Linked DNA regions of Homo sapiens: region 1 is linked to region 2. A link is a loop called in an ENCODE intact Hi-C map of the cell type or tissue named here. Cell type or tissue: dorsolateral prefrontal cortex. All regions are shown on one strand. Each heading gives the region's core, and the rest is flanking DNA. Links, peaks and the distances in the headings are about the cores only. Region 1 overlaps PUS7 (pseudouridine synthase 7). Region 2 overlaps LINC01004 (long intergenic non-protein coding RNA 1004).

The links. Peaks named below come from ENCODE experiments on the same cell type or tissue, not always from the same donor. Only the 100,000 strongest peaks of a DNase experiment are listed, where the experiment ranks them.
Region 1: a loop joins it to region 2, with 2.6 times the contacts of the local background. A loop is called at or near these places in 16 of 110 quality-filtered maps.

Annotation. Positions count from the first base shown.
Region 1 is chr7:105,483,774-105,493,442 of GRCh38, forward strand. PUS7 (pseudouridine synthase 7) reads right to left here. Exons shown (of 16, transcript NM_019042.5): 7 at 7,767-7,844. Among named protein-coding and RNA genes, the nearest start is that of PUS7, 34 kb to the right of the region's middle. In dorsolateral prefrontal cortex, for the core only: CTCF peaks have their summits at 4,376 (motif pointing left) and 4,388 (motif pointing left); no DNase peak of the experiment used is centred there; H3K27ac peaks cover 1,277 bases.
Region 2 is chr7:104,974,995-104,984,580 of GRCh38, forward strand. It overlaps LINC01004 (long intergenic non-protein coding RNA 1004), which reads right to left. Exons shown (of 1, transcript NR_039981.2): 1 at 6,753-9,586. Among named protein-coding and RNA genes, the nearest start is that of LINC01004, 11 kb to the right of the region's middle. RefSeq lists enhancers at 8,531-8,620, 8,921-9,220. In dorsolateral prefrontal cortex, for the core only: no CTCF peak of the experiment used is centred there; a DNase peak (open chromatin) is centred at 2,458; H3K4me3 peaks cover 310 bases; H3K27ac peaks cover 3,254 bases.

The DNA of each region.
Region 1 (9,669 bases), core at 2,679-6,678, 510 kb after region 2:
CCATGAGCCAGTGCACCTGGCCATCTTTTTGTTTTTTAGGCTGCCAGGATCCAATTGAGGATCACACATTGCAGCTGTGATGTCTGTTTGGTTTCCACTAAGTGATCTGTCTAGCCTTGTTTTTCATGATATCTGGCCCTTAGAAGAATCCAGGCCAGCGCTTTTACACGTCTTTCAATGTGGATTTATCTGATTGTTTCCTCATGCTGAGACTCAGGTAAACACTTTGGTAGAAATATTACTGAGGTGATATGGCCCTTTTCAATGCATCACATCAAAAGGCAGTGATTTTGTCCAACAATGATAATAACTTTAATCATTTAATTAGGATAGTATTTACTAGATTTTTACACTCTAAGAGTCTCTTTGTCTTTGCTTTTAATTAGTCATCAGTGGGGAAATACTTTTGAAATTGTGTAAAAATCCTGTTCCCCCAAAGTCTTTACCCAATTATTTAGGTACCCAAGCATGATTGTTGGCTGAATTGATTATTACTGTGTTGACTGAAACTGTGTTTCTATATTTGTTGGCATTCTTCTGTAAATAAAAACTATGTAGGGGCCAGGCACAGTGGTTTACGCCTGTAATCCCAGTACTTTAGGAGGCCTAGATGGGCAGATAGCTTGAGCCCAGGAGTTCAAGACCAGCCTGGCCAACACAGCAAGATCCCATCTCTAAAATTAAAACAAACAACTATATGGAGAAACTTTAGTTAAATTCATGAATCTTTTTTTCTTAAAAAAAAAAAAAAAAATAGCTCTGGGACCGGGCGCGGTGCTTCATGCCTGTAATCCCAGCACTTTGGGAGGCCGAGGCGGGCGGATTACCTGAGGTCAGGAATTCGAGACCAGCCTGGCCAATATGGTGAAACCCCGTCTCTACTAAAAATACAAAAATTAGCCGGGTGTGGTGGCACACGCCTGTAATCCCAGCTACTTGGGGGCTGAGGCAGGAGAATTGCTTGAGCCCGGGAGGCAGAGGTTGCAGTGAGCTGAGATCGTGCCACTGCACTCCAGCTTGGCTGTCAAAAAAAAAAAAAGCTCTGAGATTTAACTCATACTTAGGATGTCACCAGTCAGAGATTTTTTTTTTTTTTTTTTTTTTTAAGACGGAGTCTTGCTCTGTGTCGCCCAGGCTGGAGTGCAGTGGCATGATCTCAGCTCACTGCCACCTCTGGCTCCTGAAATCAAGGAATTATCCTGCCCTGGCTTCCTGAGTAGCTGGGGCTACAGGCACACACCACCATGCCTGGCCAATTTTTATATTTTTAGCAGAGATGGGGTTTCACCAGGTTGGCCAGGCTGGTCTCAAACTCAAGTGATCTTCCCGCCTCAGCCCCACAAAGTGCTGGGATTACAGGGGTCAGCCACCACACCTGGTCAGAGATTCTTTTTTTTTTAATCTCAAATGTAAGTAGAGTACTGTTTTTTGTTGTTGTTGTCGTCGTTGTTTTTTGAGATGGAGTTTTGCTCTTTGCCCAGGCTGGAGCGCAATGGCGCGATCTTGGCTCACTGCAACCTCCGCTTCCCGGGTTCAACCGATTCTCCTGCCTCGGCCTCCCGAGTAGCTGGGATTACAGGCATGCGGCACCATGCCCGGCTAATTTTGTATTTTTAGTAGAGACAGGGTTTCTCCATGTTGGTCATGGCTGGTCTTGAACTCCTGACCTCAGGTGATCTGCCCGCCCTAGCCTCCCAAAGTGCTGGGATTACAGGCATGAGCCACCTTGCTCGGCCTAAGTAGAGTCCTTTTAAAGTTGCATTTTAATGTTCAAATTTATGATCCACCTGGAATTTATTTAGCAAAGGGAAATGAGGTAGGGGAGCCACACTTAAATGGTTTTTTAGATGGTTACTCAGTTATCCAACATTTTTTGAATCAACCATTATTTTTTGAATCAACCATTATTTTCTCCACTTATCTTAAATGATACTTTGAATACGTACTAAATCCTTGGATGTATCTGGGTCTAGGATTACTCTATTCTACCTAGTCATGTTCCAGTATGAAATTGCTTTAAGTGCTATATCTCTTTTTTGTTTTTGAGACAGAGTCTCTGTCGCCCAGGTTGGAGTGCAGTGGTGCGATCTAAGCTTACTGCAACCTCTGCTTCGTGGGCTTACAAAGTCTCCAGCCTTAGCCTCCTGAGAAGCTGGGACTACCGGCATGCACCACCATGCCTGCCCACCCTGGCCTCCGAAAGTGCTGGGATTACCGGCGTGAGCCACTGCACCTATCCAGGTGCTATATTTATTTTTCTTTCTTTTTTTTTTTTGTTTTGTTTTGTTTTTGAGACAGAGTGTTGCTCTGTCACTCAGGCTGGAGTGGAGTGCACTAGTGTGATCTAGGCTTACTGCAACCTCTGCCTCTTGGGTTCAAGCAATTCTTCTGCCCCCAGCCTCTCAAGTAGCTGGGATTACAGACGCCTGCCACCAAGCCCAGCTAATTTTTGTAATTTTAGCAGAGACGGGGTTTCACCATGTTGGCAAGGCTGGTCTGGAACTCCTGACCTCAAGTAATCTGCCCGCCTTAGCCTCCCAAAGTGCTGGGATTACAGGCGTGAGCCACCGCACCCAGCTGTACATATTGATTTTTGTATATTTTCTTATCTTATATAACTTTTTCTTCCTTTTTTAGAGACAAGGAATTGCTCTGCCACCCAGGTTGGAGTGCAGTGGTGCAATCATAGCTCACTGTAACCTTGAATTCCTGGACTATGTATGGGAGCAATGGTAGAACCCAAGAGCACGAATTAACCCAGGGATTGTATCCCAAGGAATCTAGAAGCGGAGGATCAGTATGAACAGAGTGAGGAACGGGGGACAAAACTCCTCTTCAGCCAGGAACTACTGCTGTAGAAACTGACAGAACAATTCAGGGTCAGGAGCTGTCCTAGAGAGAGTGTTCCGGAGACTGCTTCCTGATGGTGCCACAGAAGTGCCTGATAGTTCTGTCCTTTTTTTTTTTAAGTTGAGATAAAGTTAACATAATATAAAATTCACAAGGCTGGGCATGGTGGCTCACGCCTGTAATCCCAGCACTTTGGGAGGCCAAAGTGGCTGAATTGCTTGAGATGAGGAGTTCGAGACCAGCCTGGCCATCCTGGTGAAACCCCGTGTCTACTAAAAATACAAAAATTGGCAGGGCATGGTGGTGCACACCTGTAATCCCAGCTACTCGGGAGGCTAAGGCAGGAGGATTACTTGAACCTCAGAGGCTGAGGTTGCAGTGAGCCGAGATTGTGCCACTTGTACTCCAGCCTGGATAACAGAACGAGACCCTGTATCAAAAAATAAAATAAAATAAATAAATATATATATACACATGTATAATTCACCATTTTAACTGTTATAAAGTGTACATGCCAGTGATTTTTAGTATATTCACAACAATGTGAAACCATCACCACTATATACTTCAAGAACGTTTCCATCACCTGAAAAAGAAACCCTGTACCTATTCAGCAGTCACTCCCGTTTCCTCTCCCTGCAGACCTCGGCAACCATTAATCTACTTTCTGCCTCTATAGATTTTCCTATTTCAGACACATCATATAAACAGAATCATACAATATCTGGCCTTGTGCGCCTGACTTCTTAGTGGAATGTTTTTAAGGTTTATCCATGTTTTAAGTATATATCAGTATTTTGTTTCATTCTTTTTTGTGGCCGAATAGTAGTATCAATTCTTGAATATACGATAGACATCCATCTCTAAATTCCACTGGCACAGCAAAAAGCAAGAACTATACTCAGTTCTGGTTGGTATGGGTGCTCCCTGAGAAATGGAATGAAGCTGACAATGTCTTCATGATACTATTCACAGTTTTAATTATGATGATCCCAGATCAAGGTCTTTGGTTGTAAATTTACAGCAAATTCAGTGAGTAACTAGGGAATATAAAAATCTTGCTTTTAAACATCAGGAACCAATTAAGCAACATGATGCACAGAAAACCTTAATTAACAAAGCCAGGGAAATACTGGCCCAAGTTCAGAAAGGAGACTGGCAGGAACAGGCAGGAAAAGAAACAAATCATTCTGAATGAGACTGTTCCTGCCTGAGACCCTGTTAAAATTACTAGGTGGCTTTAGAGTTTCATGAAGCTGAAAAGACGTGCTGCTTATCCCCAGGACCGATCAATCCAGCAGTCATTCAAATGCCTGTGTGGCAGAGTGGGTTTCTCCTGTTCACAAGTTCCCACGGGAAAGGCCAATCTGCCTGGCCCCATGTATCCATTAAACAAACTAAGGGTGTAGCCTGTATCCGTGAGATAAGTGCTGTGTGCTTTCAGAGGGCCAACATTTAGGTGTCTAACACAGTTTCTTACTAAGTCAACAGGAAGATGATAAAGGCAGCAAAAATCTGAGGACAGAGCAGTGTCCTGATGAAGTGTGACATCTGCTGGCTGACCAAGAAAAAAAAGAAATATTCTTGGTCTTCAACTATTCTAAGACTTCACATCAGAAAACGCAAAATAAAATAACAAGATGCCATTTTTTGACCCTCAAATTAGCAAATGACTCCCTGTCCCCATCATAACACCATGCTGAGGAAGATTCTAGGGAACCAGAATAAAGGTGGTAAATTGGTACCACTTTTTTGCAGGATAATTAGGCTTTGCTATTAAAAAAAAAGAGAGAGAGAATTTCTCTGTGTTTTGACCAGCAGATGGAAAGAAAAAAGACAAACCACATTAAAATGTCATATTCCCTTTAAGTCAGTAATTTCACTGCTAAGTTTATCTTAATGAAGTTATCACAGATGTGTGCCAAGATTTAGCTACAAATACGTCTGTCATGGACTGGGTTATAACAGCAAGAAACGAGAAACAATGTAACATTCAAAAATAGAGTAATAGTTTAAATTAGGATATATCCATACATTCAAACATATTTTGCTATATACCTACAGGAAATAAGGTACACCATCTATTGTTCAAAATAAGAATACATAAGTATTGCTGTTTAAAAAGGAAAAAAAGTCCCTCAAAAAATATATACCATGTTGTGAATAAGGTGATCTCGGAAGAAGTACAGTTATGGCAGGCCTTTCATTTTCTACCTAGTTCTTTCTGTGTTGAAAACAAAATAGGCAGAGCCCAGTGGCTCACGCCTGTAATCCCAGCACTTTGGGAGGCCAAGACGGGTGGATCACGAGGTCAGGAGATCGAGACCATCCTGGCTAACATGGTGAAACCCCATCTCTACTAAAAATACAAGAAATTAGCTGGGCATGGTGGCGGGCGCCTGTAGTCCCAGCTACTCAGGACGCTGAGGCAGGAGAATGGCGTGAACCCAGGAGGCGGAGCTTGCAGTGAGGTGAGATCCCACTACTGCACTCCAGCGTGGGCAACAGAGCGAAACTCCATCTCAAAAAAAAAAAAAAAAAAAAAGAAAGAAAGAAAAGAAAAAGAAACAAAATAAACTGACTTTTTTTTTTTAATCAGAAACAAAATTCACAGAGCCAGCTAGAAATCACAGGAGGTGACTAGGTATTTTAGATACCAAAAACAAGGCAAAAACCTTCTGTTGTGACCTCTATCCACAGAGGATGAGAAAGCCTGAGCCTTCAAACCCCTGTCCCCCTACCCCCATTCTTCTGAGTTTCTGGGGAGTCCCTGGTCCATTACCCACAAAGGTTATTTCAAATCTCCACTCTCTTTCAAGCTCCCTTACCCACTCCTGCCCCTTCACTCTGAGCAAATGACTCCACATTCTATATGCCACAGCGAGAAAATGAAACCAGGCCACCAGATAGGAACACCATCATCTTCATGTATTTACTCCTGCTCTCTTTCAAATGCTTCAATATTTGTACACACCACCAGTAAAAGCAATGGTGAGATGACTGCTTTTATGACATCATGCCACTGTCTCAAGGTCAAGGAAGAAAAAGAACTGGAATAAACATTACGATACAACCGGTTCAACAACTACATTATTTCAGGGGAATCAGAAAAGTAGTGGGAAAGAAGCCCAATTGTAGGGGATTATGGGGTAAAGAGGAGATACCACCATAAATTCTTTATAAAAAGATGAGGAAATTCAAAATAAATATATGGGCTGGGCGTGGTGGCTGATGCCTGTAATCCCAACACTGTGGGATGCTGAGGTGGGTGGATCACCTGAGGTCAGGAGTTCAAGACCAGCCTGGCCAACATGGCGAAACTCCATCTCTACTTAAAATATAAAAATTAGCCAGGTGCACTGGTGTATGCCTGTAATCCCAGCTACTTGGGAGGCTGAGGCAGGAGAATCACTTGAACCAGGGAGGTGGAAGTTGCAGTAAGCCAAGATCCCACCATTGCACTCTAGCCTGGGTGACACAGCAAGACTAAAAAAAAAAAAAAAAAATCCGAGAAACCAAAATAAATACATGTATTTAAGTAGAGGTAGCAAACATAGCGTACTTTATTTTTAATTGCAGTATGACTGACATACACTGTACACATTTAAAATGTACAAGTTTTGACATGTGTATAAGCCCATGAAACCATTACCATATTAAAGACAATGCATCCATCACCCCCAGAAGTTTCCTTGCCCCTATGTTATTTCTCTCTCCCACCATTCCTTGCCTCTGGAGGTATACTAATAAGACAGCCTAAATGTGTCTGACACAGTACAGCTATTAAATTCATCCTTTCTCTTTTACCTTCACTGTGACTAACTGGGTTCAGACCCTTATTCTCCCTCCCCAGAATACGTCAATAGCCCTGGTCTCTAGTTTTGCATGTCTTGCTCCACCGGCGATCCATAATCCAGCCTCTATACACCAATCCCCATTTAGATTAAGGTTGAGGCAAAGACCCTCAACCTGACCTAACAGGCCCTTCAGGATCTACATCCTGCCTAACTCCTAGATCCTTATTTCTCGCTATGCTCCTCAAAAACTAAAGTACATGCCAGGTACCAAATATGCTTTCCAACGTCTTTTCTTAACCTGCTTTTTTGGTTTGGAAAAAACAATCCTAAATCCTACCCAGCCCCAGGAAATCTCTACTCATCCTTCTAGAATCTAGACCAGTGGTTCCCAATCGGGGGCAATTCTGGCCTCAGGGAATATCTGACAATGCCTAGAGACATTCTTTGCTATCATAACTGGGCAAGGAGTTGCTACTGCTACATAGTGGGTAGAGACTAGGGATGCTGCAAAACATCCTGCAACGCACAGGACAGTCCCTACAACAAAGAATTATCCAGCCCCGAAGGGCAACAGTGGAGAGGTTGAGAAGCCTTGAACTAAATTAAAACTCAGCATCCCATTTTCTATGAAAGCTTTCCTGTGTTCCCTCCACATCAACTCCCATGCTTGTTGACAGGCATACATTAACATCCAAAGTATATCTCTATTTCAGTATTTATCTCACTGCAGGAGAAGTTCTGATTTACATGTCCGTCTATTCCACTAATTATAATTGCTTCAAAAACACAGACTATTGCTTTTATCTGTAGCTCTCGGGTGTACAACAAAACAGCATGTTCACTATGTTGTAATTTTAAATAACATATTTAACAATGAATGAACAAAAGAGAGAAAGAAGCATTATTCTCTTGGCTTTACCAAAAAAATCTTTAAAAATTACACAAATAATACACGTTTCATAGATAAGAAGAAGAAAAAAACAGAATGAAAAGTAATTTTTAAATAGGCAGAAGCACCATCTAAAGCTGAGAGAGAAACCCCCAAAGTAAATTTGAGAATTCTGAAAAGCAGTGCCAGGATATTTACAGTATAAATCCTGTTACGTGCTCTCTACTTACTTGAGAACAGCAATTTCTTGAACTGTTATAGCCCTTTTATCTTTGGTTCCCATGTAGGAGAATATATTTGGCTTGACTCTGGTAAGAGAGAAACAAGATCATCTGAAGTCACATACTGTAATATTATAAGGAAATCCTAATTCTCATAATTTAAGTTTTAATATAAACATACTTACAATCATAACACAGTAAGAGAAGAATGAGGAGAAACTTTATTTTAACATGAATCCAGGGAGGCTGGGCGCAGTGGCTCATGGTCTGTAATCCCAGCACTTGGGAGGCCAAGACAGGTGGATCACCTGAGGTCAGGAGTTCAAGACCAGCCTAACCAATATGGTGAAACCCCATCTGTACTAAAAATACAAAAATTAGCTGGGCGTGGTAGTGTGTGACTGTAGTCCCAGCTACTTGGAAGGCTGAGACAGGGGAATTGCTTGAACTCAGGAGGCTGAGGTTGCAGTGAGCTGAGACCACTCTGCTGCACTCCAGCCTGGGCCACAGAGACTCCGTCTCAAAAAAAAAAAAAAAAAAATCTACTAAAACAACATAAATTCATATGCAAGCTAGAAAAGTAAATGATAGCCAGGTGTGGTGGCATGCACCTACAGTCCCAGTTACTGGGGAGGCCTGAGGCAGGAGGACTGTCTGCGCTCAGGAGTTGGAGGCTACAGTGCGCTATGATGGTGCCTGTGAACAGCCACTGCACACTACACTCCTGCCTGGGTGACGTAGTAAGACCTGCTCTCTTTAAAAAAAAACAAAAAAGGTAAATGATGGCCAAATAATTCTTCGCTTTTTTTTTTGAGACGGAGTCTCTCTCTGTCACCCAGGCTGGAGTGCAGCGGCACAATCTTGGCTCACTGCAACCTCTGCCTCCTGGGTTCAAGCAATTCTCCTGCTTCAGCCTCCCAAGTAGCTGGGATTACAGGCATGCACCACCACATCTGGCTGATTTTTTGTATTTTTTTTTTTTTTTTTTTTTTTGAGACAGAGTCTCGCTCTGTCGCCCAGGCTGGAGTGCAGTGGCGGGATCTCGGCTCACTGCAAGCTCCGCCTCCCGGGTTCACGCCATTCTCCTGCCTCAGCCTCCCAAGTAGCTGGGACTACAGGCGCCCGCCACTACGCCCGGCTAATTTTTTGTATTTTTAGTAGAGACGGGGTTTCACCGTTTTTTAGCCGGGATGGTCTCGATCTCCTGACCTCGTGATCCGCCCGCCTCGGCCTCCCAAAGTGCTGGGATTACAGGCGTGAGCCACCGCGCCCGGCCGATTTTTTGTATTTTTAATAGAGATGGGGTTTCGCCATGTTGGCCAGGCTGGTCTTGAATGCTCGACCTCAGGTGATCCACCCGCCTCGGCCTCCCAAAGTGCTAGGATTACAGGGGTGAGCCACTGCGCCCAGTCAATAATTCCTTTCTTAGCAGTGTAAACATTTGTGGCTATTAGTAAATAACTGATGTTGTTCAAAGACTTGGCTAGCCAGCAACAAAAAAGGCAACAATGCACTTCCTATCCATCATCTACAATTCATTACATTACATAAGACAGTGAAAGCAAAGAAAAATGCATTCTAGAGATATAATGTACCACTATGAAAATTTATCTTCAGTTTTTAAAAAGTTATTGTGTGAATTTTCCATGCTGCTATTGCTTTGTATTAAAAAATGAAAAAAGCCAAATGAAATGCTAAAACTGGGATCTGAATAGTTTTGATATGAAGATAATAAGTAACCTAGTTAACTAAGAAGTATTTTATAAACTTAACCGTTCCATATGAGAAGGAAAAAGCCAGGAAGGATTTCTTAAATCCTGAGCAATCCTCAACTCCCGATCTTGGAGGAACTCCCTCCCCACCCACCTATTCCTGTCAAGAATCGTCTGTTCTCTCTGGCTCAGGTACAGGC
Region 2 (9,586 bases), core at 1-4,000:
GCCGAGATCGCGCCACTGCACTCCAGCCTGGGCGACAGAGCGAGACTCCGTCTCAAAAAAAAAAAAAAAAAAAAAAAAAAAAAAAAAAAAAAAAGAAAAATCAAATGTAACTAATTTCCATTTTACAGATGGAGAAATGGAAACATTAAGGTTTTAAGTTGTTTGGGAGGCCGAGGCAGGCGGATCACAAGGTCAGGAGATCAAGACTATCCTGGCCAACATGGTGAAACCCCCGTCTCTACTACAAATACAAAAAAATTAGCCAGGAATGGCAGCGTGCACCTCTAGTCCCAGCTACTCGGGAGGCTGAGGCAGGAGAATTGCTTGAATCCAGGAGGCGGAGGTTGCAGTGAGCTGAGATTGAGCCACTGTACTCCAGCCTAGTGACAGAGCGAGACTCCGTCTCAAAAAAAAAAAAAAAAGATTTTGTGGGGGCCAGTTGCAGTGGCTCATACCTGTAATCCCAACACTTTGGGAGGCTGAGGCGAGTAGATCACTTGAGGTCAGGAGTTCGAGACCAGCCTGGCCAACATGGTGAAACCTTGTCTCTACCAAAAATACAAAAAAAAAATTAGCCGGGAGTGGTGGTGGATGCCTGTAATCCCAGCAACTCAGGAGGCTGAGGCAGAATTGCTTGAACCTTGGAGGCAGAGGTTGCAGTGAACCGAGATCGCGCCACTGCACTCCAGCCTGGGTGATAGAGTGAGACTCTGTCTTAAAAAAAGAAAAAAGATTTTCTTAGGTTACTGATTCAGGGTGACACAGGGTCAGTTGGTCAGTGAAGAGGTAGAAGTGAAATCCAATTCTCCCAATTTCTATTTTCTTTCAATTGTATGACAGGTTAGGTTTAAAGTCCTCTCCCCACCTGACATACACAATAGTACTGGCCATTTATCATCACGATGGTGGTGATTGACATTATATAATGTAAATCGGCACCATGAGATTGTATGTTATATATGTCTACATTTGTTTCAGGAAAGTCTATCAGGAAAGACATCAAAATCCTACCATTATTATCACTGGGTATAGAGTCTCATGATGTTAATTCTTAAGTTCTTACTGATTTGTATTTTGTTTTCCCCTCAAGAATAAACATGTACTACCTGTGCTACCCAAAAAAATAGAGGGTGCAAAACAGCCTCTAGTTTTTTTTTTTCTTTTTTTGAGACAGGGTCTTGCTGTGTCACCCAGGCTGGAGTGCAGTGGCACAATCTCAGCTCACTGCAACCTCCGCCTCCCAGGTTAAAGCAATTCTCCTGAGTAGCTGGGATTACAGGTGCCCACCACCACGTCCAGCTAGTTTTTGTGTTTTTAGTAGAGACGGGTGTGGGCCACCGCACCTGGACAAGCCTCTAGTTTTCAACATGTTCTTTACATAGGGAATTAAATAGGCTTTTCGCCCAGCAGTTTGAATATTAATCAGGTATGTTTGGAGGGGTAAGCCACAGGAAGGGAATCCTGGCAGAAAGTGCTAGTTTATCTTCCAATCTGTACTTTTCTTCTTATATAATGGAATTTTTAGCTGAATACAGAGTCATCCAGTTTCCAAGCCTCCCTTGCAGCCAGATATGGTCATAGATGGGAGTAAAAGTGATGTATGCAACATCCAGATTCTTTTTTTTTTTTTTTTTTGAGACATGGTCTCACTTTGTCACCCAGGCTGGAGTGCGGTGACAAGAACATGGCTCACTGCAGCCTCAGTCTCCTAGGCTCAAGCAATTCTACTGCCTTAGCCCCCCATGTAGCTGGGACTACAGGCGCACACCACCACACCTGGGTTATTTTTGTAGAGACAGGGTTTCACCCTGTTGCCCAGGCTGGTCTCAAACTCCTGAACTCAAGCGATCTGCCCACCTCAGCCTCCCAAAGTGCTGGGATTATAGGCATGAACCACCGTGCCTGGCCCAGATTGTTATCCTTAAAAGTGAGGACAGTGTCTTCATTTTCTCCCTTTCTGCTGGAACACAGATGTGAGGGTGGGAGCTGGAGCAGCTATCTTAAACAGTGAAATAGAAGCCATGTATTGAGGGTGGCAGCACCAAGAGAAGGAAAGCAGGCCCCTGACATTACTGAACTGCTACTCAATTTTGGCATCTGTTTGTTACAGTTGTCCAACCCCTATCCTAAGTAATACCAGATCTAAACATTTAGCACAACAGTGCTCTGACTTCCTCATCTGAAAACAAATGTGTTCTTTGGAAAGAATGTACAATTGCATTAGCCAAGCTTTCTTTTGTTTATGGGCACAAGGACCCAATTCTACCTCAGTGATGAAGAATGAGTCCTTAATCCAGGGCATGTTATATAATATGGATGGTAAGGAAACTGCAGAAATTCACTTGGTATTTTCAGCAGATCATGAATGCTTGGGCACTTGGTTTCTGGCTCTTTCTGCCCGATTCTAACCACCCCCTCCTCCTACAGACACAATTCAGAATTTGTGCATGTGGTGCAGAGTTTTGTGTAGGAGGGCTGCCTAAATGAGCCTTCTTGCCATCTGGCTTCTTGGGCAGTGTGGAGAACTCAAGGCCACATCTGCCACTTAGTGCAAATTCAAATGTATTGAGAGTTATAATGGCTCACGTATTAACACACAGAATAAGTTGACTGAAGATAAACCGTAGAGCAGAAACTTCTTTTTTTAAAAGCAGCTTTAAACAACATTTATTATCTCACAATTTCTTTGGGTCAGGAATCTCGGGTACAGCTTAGCTAGGTGCCTTTAATTTAGGTTCTCTCACAAGGCTGTAATCAAGGTGTTGGGCTTCCACCTTTTCATCTGAAGGCTCTCCTGGAGGCAAATTTACTTCCATACCCATTCATGTGGCTATGGGAAGGTCTCAGGTCTTCTAGCAAGCAGTAACTTTTTTTTTCTTTCTTTTTTTAAAGGCAGGGTCTTGCTCTGGGCCTGGAGTGCAGTGGCACAATCTTGGTTCACTGCAACCTCTGCCTCCTGGGATCAAGCAGTCCTCCTGCCTCAGCCTCCCCAGTAGCTGGGACTATAGGTGCCTGTCACTATGCCTGGCTTCTTTGTATTTTTTGTAGAGATGGGATTATAGGTGTTAGCCCCTGTGCCTGGCCAGCAGCAACTTCTTAATAGAAATTTTGAACTTTCTGGATTCTTAGGAACACAAAATATACTTACCTTTTGAGTTGAGGTTGGTCACTGCCAGAGGTTTCAGCCAGTGATTCTGGTCTGTGACCTTCTTGGGTTATGCTGAGCGTCCTTTATACTATATAGACAGAATGTCACAATTTATACCGGAGTTGGTCTCAAGCCCTCTTAACCCAAGTACTTAGCAGCTCTCCTCTATTCATGAAAGTTTGCAACCCATCAAGACTACTTAAAGATTAAAATAATACCTGATTGAATCCTGGATTATATTTCAAAGTTTTGTCTGAGAATTCCCTCACAACTTCTGAGGTCATTCTCTGATACCATGGTCAAGGTACGTGATATTACTTCTTTTTCCCATTTTTCAAATGAAGAATCTGAAAAATTACACAGCAGCATCAGGATTTTTTTTTTTTTCCTAAACTACTTGATAATGTGAGTCTAAGGATTTAAACGTTCCTGTCTGAAGCCAAAGCCTATTTTGTTTCCAGGCCTCAGTAAACAGAGTTGGTCCAGAGGCTGGAAAAGTCATTTGACAGCATTCCAGCCCTGTCAGCATCTTCACTGAGTAGCTTTGTTATTTGCTATAAACAGTTGTAAATTTCCAGAACTGCAGGCACACCCATATTAAAGTGTTCATTACTAAAATGCCTCATAATGCCAAATGCAAATCAACAAGTGAATTAAAGTCCCAGTGGAATTCTGTCCCTGGATCCCCTCCACTAGCACAGATAATTGAGAACTGACAAAATTTAACTTTTCTTAAATAATATTTAGTCAGATATCTCAAATCTGACCCCTTCTATCATTTAATGGAACTTCTCAATTGTGGAGGAAGAATGGTTGATGCTATGCTTTAAGCTGCTTTTAAAATGTGAAACCTATTTTGTTAACGGAGAAACGACACTTTTTTAAAAATAACAGGACTTCTCTAGGCCCCCAAGTTTTGCTGAAACTCAGGGAACACATATGGACAACTCTCTAGTTGTTGTTCTTCCTATAAATCCCAGAAACCATAGCTTCTGATTTAATGCCCCACCGGAACTGCAGACCTTAAAAAACAAAAATCCCACTGGGATGAAAGAGGCTCATTTGTTTTGAAGTTGTGGCCCTTCCACCCCCTGGGTGGCTCCTCCCCCATGTCTGTGTCTGTGGCTTTGATTTATAATCTTCCACCCCCACAAGCCTTGGCATTTACTGGGATCCTACAAAGAGGTTAAGGTGTAAAGCAGGAAGAAGCTTTTAAGGACAAGAGGGAGTTGGGGGTAGGGGCTGGGGTATGAAAAGAGAGTTAAGGAGAGGAAAAGCAATTATAAGAGACCACATGCGTAGCATAAATGAATGAGCACACGGGCAGGGAAGGCCCTGGCTGATTGAAGAACTGCTGAATGTGGTTTTGCCCGCCAAGGCAGTGCCTGTGGTTCTGTGATACAGCTTCCAGTGGGAGAGCTCCTTGCCCAATGCACTGTAATGAGGATAGCCAGTATGTGAACCCCCCTCCTGCTTTGTCAAGGTTTTTTATATGCTTGCACAGCTAGCTCTGTGTTCCCAGCTGTAAGGCCTGGGATTTGCAGTTTATCCCCTGGGGGGTAAATAATAGGAGCTGCAATCTTCTGCCAGAAAAGAACTTGCTTCACCAGCTTGGACACTCAGTTGATGATGAACGCAAAAGATTTTCTGGAAAATAAAATGAGATACCCCATGGGCCAACCTTTGAAAACTGTGAGGTGCCAAGTAAATGTGAGTCATCGCAGTTCTAATAATTATCAGGGCTAGGTAGGTGGGTTTTCTTGAAAAGGATGAAGCCTCAGAACTTATGGCTTAGTGCCTAAAGGGAGCTTCATGATTTTCCTTGCAGGAATTTCTGGAGACAGACAACTCAAAATTTTCCCTTTGGAGTTTCTGATGCAGTGTTGAATCCACAGATTCTAGAGGCAGACTTGGGTTGGAAGTCTGGCTCTGCCATTTATCTGTGTGAACTAGGGCAATTCTCCCCTCTGGAAAATGGGAATACTCTATTACTGGATGTGGTTGTGAAAGAAGTAGTGGATGTAAAATGCTTAGCATAATGTATAAGCATTAATAGAGGCACAATGCATGGTTACCTGTATCATGTACCTTTCATGAGAAAATTGGTCTGGTTTAGCACTGAGGCAATGGAAGGGAAGGAGAGACAACACTGTGACATGTCTAATATAAAGCACACAAGAAAAATAAGCAATGGGGACATTTATTATATACAGGCCCAACCAAAGATTCCAGGGACTCAGGGTGAGAAGCACCCAATGCTTTCCTCAAGCAACTGGGTTCTTGGAGAGCCCAAGAAGTACTGGTATTAAGTACCAAAGTCTATGTCTGTCAGTGCAGGAAAAGAACTATAGATGGTCATGTAGACTATGTGGAGAGAAGGTATCTCTTGGAATGTGTCTGAGGAAGTAAATTTTAGCTGTATAGCCTATGCAATGCTGAAAATGGGTGAGAATGGATGACGGCAGGATTCTAGAACCTACTATTGTCGTTGTCAGTAATGAGTCACAAAAGTCACATAGCGAACATATGAAACACACAGTATAATTATGCTGCTCATTTGCACACGGGTAACACAAATCTTGTCCACAGCCTGTTCCGAAGCTACAATCCAAAAAATGGCATTTGGCTTCTGCCTCAAATAACAGAAAGTTGAATCCAAATACAAATTTTTATACTAATTATTATTTTCTGTCATTCTTCATCTTGTTTGCTAACCATTTAGCTTGAATATTAACACAAATATTTGTTGACAGTGTGCAATTATATGCACTGTGAAGGATGCAAAGGAATTTAACATGTTCCCAGACTTCAGAATTGGCATCAATTGACTCAAAAGGGAACCAAAGATGAGTATCAAACCCAGGCCTTCATTCTTTATTTTTTGGTTCCTCTTTAACATTTTCCACTTTCCTACTAGCAGATTCTGACATCTGAGTCAAGATTACTTGTCTTTAATCATGTTAGTACTGACTCGATCTATTTATATGTTAGAGTAGCTAGCACTAATCGAGCTTCTACTATGTGCCAGGCATTCATGTCACAAGCATAGACCATTCAGTTAGTTCTCAGGACCCTATCTAGTATTTATTATCGTCCTCATTTTACAAATGAGAAAATTGAAGCCTAGAGATTAAAGAACTACTGTGAGGTCACAGCCTAATGTCTCATGGCTAGGAAACATGTAGGTGCAAAGAGGGGAGGTGGACTGAGATTTACATTTTTTCTAGCTGTTTGGAGTATTATCAGTTATAAGATAATGCACTAGAGGGCGCTAAATACACAAGCTTTAGCTGTTTCCATAATGCAGTTCCCACAGTAGTGAAAGATATATAATTGGTAATGGATGCAAGCCAAAAAGGCCCTCCCCAAAAAAGATGCAATTTATGATAACTGAGAAGCTGTATTTCTGTCCCCTCAATTAAGAAAAACCCTCATTTTATATTGAGCAATATTTATATTTTGTCTCTAATTTGATATTGATTGCTATTCAAAGTTCCTTTCAGTTAGAAGTTTAATTTTTCCTTGTTCTGCCTGCTGAATGACAAAGGGAAAGGGTAGAGTAACCTGGATGAAAATAAATTTTTAAAAATTGCACTGAGATACATTGCATCTTTTAAATTTTATTTAGCAAAGTTAAACATACATATATTTTAAAAGAGAAAAAGAGGAACTCACCCAACCCTCATATCCAAGAGCTTAAAATCACAGGAACTCAAGACCCATCCTCAACTTCAAATGCCAGTCATTATTTTAGAGGTAACTCAGATTTCTAAGTAATGCTTCTGTTTCTCGATTTATCAAATAGACATTATTTATTTTGTTTTCCTACATGAGAATTGAGTAGTTAACAGAATACCCATCTCTTATCAGTAACAAAGATTTACAAAATAACTTTTGTTTTTCATAATTACAAAAGCAATACATTATTATTGAAGAACATGTTTTAAAAAAAGACAAAAAGTAACAAAACTCTCCATTATCCCAACAGGCAGAGGAAGTTATTACCATTTTAATGCATATCCTTAACACATACATGTAAAAGATACATATACACATAAAAATATAAATGTTTAACAGAAATTACTTTGTACACAATATTTGATTAAACTATGATCTGTCTTCTTTCATTTTCGTTTTATTGTAGTAAAATTTACATAAAATGCATAAATCTTAAATCTATACATTTTTACATTACATAGAAATGTGTAATTATATACTCCATGCTCCCTCCCAATCAGTGCTGCCTCAAAACGAACTGCTCTTCTAATTTTAGAGCTTAACTCTTCTCGTCTCTATCACCACAGATTAGTTGTATTTTTAAGCTTCATGTAAAATTTTCCATGTCAACTTTGAAAACATGACAGTTAAAAGTTCTAAGGAATCTCCAGTTCTCCAACTGGTGTGGGAATCAGATAACTTGACTCCAGTGTGAATTGTGGTTACTGATGGTATCACTGAGTCTGTTATGGGCCACCCAGTCTTAAGGGCCAAGAATTTATGGCCCTGCAGGGATTGCAGAAAGAAACCAAACCGAAGTTCATAACTCAGCCTAAAAGGAGAAAGTTCTATTACTCAGTATCTCAAGACTAAGTGGATCATAAATGGTGTCACAAGTTTGCAGTTTTTTTTTCCTGTGGAAGATAATAATCTTTTGTATGTTTAATTCGTTATCATTGCCTTATAAATTATCACAAGCAGCACAGATAACTACTGGAGTCATCAGTGCAACTTAAAACAACAAAACTAGCATTTCTCACTTGCTGTTTTTCAGACACCTCCCATCATCTGCACCTGGTCCCCAAACCAGCTGTCCATGAGCAATGACAAAGAACTAAAGCGGGGATGGGGGAGAGGGGGTGTAGGGCCCAAGAGCTGGGGAGCATTATGGCTTGCTGTCAGCTGGCAGTCTAAGATGTACTTGGGAAGATGTTTCATACCCATTTTCCCTGTGAAATTAAAAATGTGATGCTACCAAACCTTTGCTTGTCCACCACCCTTAAAAGAATACTCATTCAGTACAAAGCCCTGCAAAAAGGAGTGAGCCAATTTGAATAAAAGCGGAAACTTCGTAGGAATTAGGAGCCTGAAAGGCTGCGTGAGAGATCGCAAACATATTGAGGCGTTCTTGAAACACCTGCTCTCTGATTACAGGTGGGAAAAGGCCATTCCTATGCCTTCTCCCATGGGCACGGCGAATCAAAGGCACTTTCCATATTTAATACGACTAATACGTCATTGGGCAAAGAGATACTCAATACATCCCCATAGCTTTTCCTTACTTTTACTTAACCTTTATGTCGGACGCTTTATGCCTAGTACTGTTCTAAGCGCTTTGCATGCATCATCTCATCAACCTAATATTTAATAAGAGGCTCGGATAGATTAACTTTTAAAATCTGGATACAGCTGGTTAAGGTGGCAGAAGAGTTGGAATTCAAATAAAAGCCAGTCCTATAGCAGGGCCATTATTGCTCCTGCCTCCCCTAGCTTGATCACGAAAAATGAGTAGTTCTTTCCTCTGGGCACACAGGACAATGAACAGGCGGGCTGCTGCCAGAATTTACCGAAGATGGCCGCTGTGCTGGGCTCGGAGTGAGCTGACGGTGTCTCAGCGAGAAAAGTCGGGAGCGGCAGCAGACTGCTTTTTTGGAGGGCAAGAGGGGAGAAAAGGGTTCAACGGAAAACGGGGGTAACATAAGAGCCCGAATAAGGGAAAAGGAAACCCCTGACTCCCCTAGCCACAGAAAGCGCTGGGCGGAAATGAACCGGCCTAGGACGCGCCCTGCGTGGAGGCAGGCCCGCGCGGCGGAAGTGCGTTTCTGGGGCTCCTCCTGAAGAATGCGGAGGAGGAACTGAGCTGGCGCGCGGGCCAGCTGTCCTCTCTTCTGATCCCGAAGACAGGATCGGATTATGGGTTGTTACCGGCTTGTGCGGCCCTGGGGGTTGCCGGTTCCTGGAGACGAGCTGCACCCCTGCAGTTTACTGGGCTCTTCTGTGACCCGCTTTCCGACCCCGCCTGGGGTATTCAGACCGGGGCAGACAAGGCCCTTCTGCCCCTCCTAGCGGCCGCCTCTCCTAGGCTGGAGGGCGGCGCCCCATATGACACAGAAGGCGGCTAGGGATACGCCCTGTACCATGCCGGCCAGTCTGGATTGCCCTAACGCCAGGCCCCGACTCGCTCTGGCCAGCGGGCATGCGGCGAGTTTGCCCCCGCAGCGCAGCCGCCCACAACTCGGTCTTCCAGAGGAGCGAACGTTCGGACTGCTTGGTAGTTTACTAGGGCAAAGTACCACCCCACCCCGAGCGAGCAAGCGGACCTCAGGAAAGGGGCTCCTTCTGTGTAAAGTGATCGGCAGGCCTTGCAGTGGATCTTCGGTGTCCATAGTTATATACCAATCACTATTTTGTCTACATCATTTGGACTGTGCAGAATGAGAT